Regions from separate parts of the Homo sapiens genome. Here region 2 is linked to region 1. The links are chromatin contacts, found by Hi-C or POLR2A ChIA-PET in ENCODE. All regions are on one chromosome and are shown on one strand. The core of a region is the stretch at or near the end of the contact, and the rest is flanking DNA. Distances in the headings are between cores, read along the strand shown. Region 1 overlaps STAT4 (signal transducer and activator of transcription 4). Region 2 overlaps MYO1B (myosin IB).

Evidence for each region. A loop is a pair of places that touch in the nucleus more often than their neighbours do. ChIA-PET counts read pairs that join two places held with the same protein, here RNA polymerase II (POLR2A).
Region 2: a loop to region 1 is called in a map of endothelial cell of umbilical vein, with 2.1 times the contacts of the local background. The contact joins two enhancer-like sites. A Hi-C loop is called at or near these places in 1 of 168 maps with a recorded cell type or tissue (endothelial cell of umbilical vein). POLR2A ChIA-PET finds 5 or more read pairs at or near these places in 1 of 52 experiments (common myeloid progenitor, CD34-positive).

Annotation. Positions count from the first base shown.
Region 1 is chr2:191,036,977-191,039,736 of GRCh38, reverse strand. STAT4 (signal transducer and activator of transcription 4) reads left to right here. Exons shown (of 24, transcript NM_003151.4): 16 at 440-538. Among named protein-coding and RNA genes, the nearest start is that of STAT4-AS1, 17 kb to the right of the region's middle. Within about 2 kb of position 1,381, at least 5 of the 41 ENCODE cell types and tissues checked have a DNase peak (open chromatin) inside an H3K27ac peak, as active enhancers do.
Region 2 is chr2:191,381,599-191,384,358 of GRCh38, reverse strand. It overlaps MYO1B (myosin IB), which reads right to left. Exons shown (of 31, transcript NM_001130158.3): 15 at 1,017-1,079. Among named protein-coding and RNA genes, the nearest start is that of MYO1B-AS1, 140 kb to the right of the region's middle. Within about 2 kb of position 1,383, at least 5 of the 41 ENCODE cell types and tissues checked have a DNase peak (open chromatin) inside an H3K27ac peak, as active enhancers do.

The DNA of each region.
Region 1 (2,760 bases), core at 132-2,631:
TGTTTATGTTAATTAGGTGTTAGGTCATAATTTGAAGGTACTGATTCATTCCAGAGATAAACTTAAAATAGATTCTTTTATTTAACTTATAGAGAAGATTGTTGCTAATTCAATAGACTCTCTAATATATTGCACTTGAGACAGTGGGTGACATTTAAAAAGTATAAATGTGTCCGCAATGTCAGGGGAGATACTGGGAAGCTGCCTGACTGAGCACTCTGAAAGGATTCCTGCTCTTTCCTCTCTGTGCCCTTACTTATGCATGCTCAGAAAGTTCCATGGCCTTCACAAGTCATTTCAGTGACCAGGGCACCATGGACATCAGGACTGGAGGTGTGGGGCTGGCTTGAGATTGGCCCTTTAGAGGCGAGGGTCAAGCATAAGATCAATGTAAGGTGGGACTACCTGTAATAACTATGCTTTTTTCCCCCCAAACCAGACCAGCTCATTGCCTGTGGTGATGATTTCCAATGTCAGTCAGTTACCTAATGCTTGGGCATCCATCATTTGGTACAACGTGTCAACCAACGATTCCCAGGTAGACTCTATTTCTACCTCAACTTCTTTAATGCTATTCGATTTGTTTTATTGCCAACAAACACATCTGCATCAAAACATGTGTGTGCCAGTGGGGTGTGGGGTGAGAGTTGCTTTATTTGTAGTATTTCTAGTTGTATGTTTCCTCTCATGTCATATTTAAAGTAGTATGTTCTGATATATGTGGACCCTGAGAGAATTCTGCTAGCAAAAGTAACAGGGATTTGTTATTTCTGAGGGTCTGGTCAGCTGCCAACTATGTGCGTACCAGAGAGTTCCAGGGCCATCCTATGACTCTGTTAACTAAGCTGAAGGAAACTTCTTACCTCCCCAGCTGCTCTGGTCCCACCTTGTCCATGCAGTCTCTTCTACAAAGGTAGAGAATTGGTTTCCAAGTAAGTAAGTAGAATATTCATCAATCTTGCCTAATCGTATTCTGACAGTGCACATTTTCAAGTGGATTACAGATTTCATCCATCCTAGGCTCAAGCTGGGTTTTAATGCTATCTGGTCGTTGTGACACTGACCCAAAATTGGCCTCAAGTCACAAAGCAAGCAGTGAATAGGTGTTCTTCTTATAAGACAACCAGGGAAGGGAGTGGCAAAAAAGATGAGTCAGCACTTCCCCTTGCACCCCTCCTTCAAAACCTCAGTGTGTTGTCCTGGAAACCACTGAGGTCTAGAGAAAATAGGTCAGATGTAAATAACAACATTTCTTCTTAATTCAGAGCAAATGTTCCCTCCAAAGGGAAGAATTCTTCTACTTTAGATCCCAGTAGTAAGAACAAGATCATAATGAATCAGCTGTTAGTGTTCTTTCTCTTTGATTCAATGTTCTAATAAGGAAACAACGAGGAAAATGACTCAGGCCTACTCCTTCTCCTCCTCAAGTGCCCTAGCATCTGAGACAAATTAATTGCAGAGAGGAAGACTGTGCAGGGTGCCCCAAAAAGAGCAGAACTTACCAGAGAAATCGCCTGATCTTTAAGGCAAAGGACAGCCAATGCCCCTGAGATTAAATGCTGATCCCCATTAGATCTACACATGTTCAGCTTTCTTCCAACTCCAGGGAGTAGAAGGAGTGATGGGATACTTCTCTGTCCTCCAGCCTCACAGAGAAGTGCTGCACTTAGCTTTCTTCAGCAACCTCCTTCTGTAAGAAAGGCACCAAAGTCGTCACACCCATCATCCCAAATTTACATGGCTCTAGGATGAGAATCTAGAGCTATAGATAATATACAGCTCCTAAAACACAGATTCACAGCCTAGTTACAGAACCAGTCTAAACAACTAATCCTGGTTTCTCCTCTTAATTCTATCCTGCTTTGAAACCTAAGCCCTTAGGCCTTGATTGTATTCTGTGCTTTCTGGTCACTTTTCCAGGCACCATTCTCAGGTTCACAAAAAACCATCTCCCTAGAAATTCTTTCTCTTCATTCCTCCTCTTCCTATTGCCCATTCCTTGTTGGATGCTGTGTCCTCTTTCATTCCCACCTTCTGAAATCTCTTGAATTGGTTCTTTTTCTTGATTAATCTAAGCCCAATTTAGCTCTTGTTCACAACGGCCTTTTCCAGGCACCGCACTGGATTTCTGAATTCTTCCTTTCCTCTTCTTGAAACATGTTTCTTGAGTTTCACACATCTGTTTTCCAGTAATCTGGGACAGAGTCTTATGTTTCACTATTGTTGACCTGGTTTCTGGCACAATCTCGTTTGTAGTCGATCACACAGAATATTCTCTTATTTAGCTGGGCACAATGGTACACACCTGTAGTTTCAGCTACTTGAGAGGTTGAGGCAAGAGAGTTTCTTGAACCCAGGAGTTCAAGTCCAGCTTGAGCAACAGAGCGAGATCATTTCTCTGTTTTTGTTTTTTTTAATTATGTAGAGCAAATAAGAAAAGACTACTATGGTGTCCATAAAATAGGTATTTGAGGTTAATCATAATATTGTAGGGTCACCTTCCCTAGCCTGGGACTTTACCATTTCTAGCACTTTGGGATGATTGGTCTGGTCAAGGTAAAATTTGTGCCAACCCCACGATAAACCAATTAAATAATATGATATAAGTTTTGTTTAGGATGAATATTGTTTTAGAAAAGAGTATCTGTCAAATTACTTTTTGGACAATGTTAAGTTCTTGCATGAGTAGACTGATACGGAAAAGTTAAAGAGATGTCAAGCGATGCTTCTGAAGAAAGATGGAGCCCTGATTATATTATA
Region 2 (2,760 bases), core at 134-2,633, 340 kb before region 1:
AGCATGTGACTGTATTCCTGAAACACAGCACTCATCTCACTAAACTGGTCTTGCTAAAAAGACTGCAGGATAATAAGGCTTATACACTGTTTCAAATTACTTATTCAAAGTCAGGTATTAGTAATCCTAAGCATAAATTAGTTTCCTGTTTTCCACACACAAAATCAGTCTTCCTACATTTAATTCATTTACAATAAACTACGGAATATGATCTAAAAACAAAAATCTTGGACTCAGAAAGCTTACTCGAAATTATCCAATAATTTTTCACACTTTAAGCCTTTTTGCATATGCACATACTTGGGTCATCCGAAAAATTCCAGGTCCCTGGCCACCTGCAGTCACACATGCAATGCCCTCTGCATGTATGATCTGAATCAATGCTACAGCTGCACTTAAGCCACTTCTGGGGTCCCACTTAATTCAGCTCCAGAGGTTGTCCCTTTATGTCACTTAAACTTAATATAATACCCGGTGAATAGTATGTTAAGAGGTCATTAGAGTTTTGGGAATGAAATGGATATTTTGATTTGGCAAAAAACTGGATGGCTGCTCAGAGCCTACTCTGATCAGTACTCACATGCCCAGGAGTCATGGAATAGACCTGGGCTCCAACCATACAAGAAAGGCTGGTACCTTTAAGGCCTGGTGTCTGAAGGTCATAAAAGGGTGTTGTGATATGGCCACTGGGGATCCTGGCTAAGTATCAAAACATCCAGCTGTCTATGTATGTGTTCAAGAACTGTGTATGATCTCTTAGGGCTACAATAAAATCTCTAGAACTCTGCAGTTCCTTAACATATATATATATGTGTGTGTGTGTGTGTGTGTGTGTGTGTGTGTACGTGTATATATATATATATACACATATATATGTGTGTGTGTATATATATATATATATATATATATAAAAAACAGTGAAAATACTAATGCTTAACATTGAGGCACTGAGAACATTTATAAGGGTGAATTATAGGACTAAAACATTCTTTAGAAAACTGTACCTAAGTACTCACATTTTCTATTAGGTCACAAATGATAGCATTATTGAAGTAGTCAATGTGAGTCCATTCTATATCCTAAAAGACAAAACAGAACAAAATCCAATGACACAAGATGAAGCCACGACACTACCATCCATAAAACAGACTTTGACCATCTTATCATATTTCCCTTCCTCTCTGAATTTATTTTCTTTATAGAATGGGTACTGCAAATGTCACAGGCAGTTCCCAAAACTTTCTCAATGCAGCTGCCTACCACTGACATAATCTGATTGAAGCAAACACCCTTGACCTGTTCTGAGACTGCCTTCCATTCCACTCTCCCATCTGCAGCAATTTCCCATGCACTTCACTGGCCCTGGGCCAAATATTTACTCAACAGGCCCTTGGGTCAATATTACGTTGTGTATGTTTACAATGTTTATAAGGAAATAAGTTAGAACTTGATCCCAAGAATTTAAAGCCTAGATTCTTCTGTTCTGAATCTGTAATCATAAGGAAAAAAATTAATTTTAGAGTCAATCTTGTGTTGTAGGGAAGTTAACTCTTTCAAGTGTTAAAAAAAACAGGCCAGCGCTACCACAAAGTATTTTCAACATAAGGAAAGACATGAAAATCTATCCACTGGTTCTAACACTGGCTACAAAGCCAAATCCATAAAGCCAAATGTAATCTTTCTGTGTCTACTTAACATTCTGTCCATAAATGTAAACATTTATTTGTCTTCTATTCATTACAGCAAGCTAGCAATCTTCCTATATATTCTTAGAAGTGTTTTAAACAATCTGTATAAACTGTTTTAAGTTACCCATCAAAGTTTGGGCATTCTCTTCATGATGAGAAGACAGGAAAAGAATGAATCGTGCTTTTAGAATATTTATGTTACTAAAAGGTGCCAGACAAGTATAAAACATTTCTGAAGCATAATGAGTACTCTAAAATAAAGATGAAATATTTATGATTTAGCTTTTGAGTAAATGGGTTGTTTTACTAAGCCACTGGGGATAACAATCACATTAGAAAAATCTATATGGAAAGAAAGATAAAAGAGAATTCAGTGTCCTTAATGGCTTAAAATGATACTAAGAAAATAAAGGAAAACAGGTAATATCATTACTAAAATATTAAGGCAAATAAACAAAAAAGGAAATAAAAATATAAACATAACAATTCCTTTTTATTTTTTGAAATAACTAATTTTACACTTGAAAAAAGACTGGCTATTTTAAAAAATAAAAGGGTGAAAAGCAAATATATATTTTTAAATTAATGATGAAAAGACTCTGCAAACACTACTTCTGGTTATTTTAAGATTATATTAAATGAGATAATCTATACATAGCACTTAATATAATACCTGCTATGTAGTAAGGACTCAGTAACTGTTACCTATTTTTACTATAAATTTGAATACTCAATACTTTTTGATATTGAACAAAGTCTCAAAATATTTTCAAATCTACTTACAGTGATGCTGACTTTTTTGGTATACAGTTCTCTAAGTTTTGGCAAATGTATAATGTCAAGCAACCACCACCATTATCAGTCCCCAAAATTCTCTTTGCAGCCACAACCCTCTCACAACTCCTATCTCCTGGCAATCCCTGACTCTATAGCTTCTTATAGGTAATCAGTCTCTATAGCTTTGCCTCTTCTAGAATGACAGATGGAATCATACAGTATGTAGCCTTTTGAATATGGCTTCTTGTTTAGGCTATCTTCTGAATTAGAATTTATATTACGAGTAAAAAAGGAC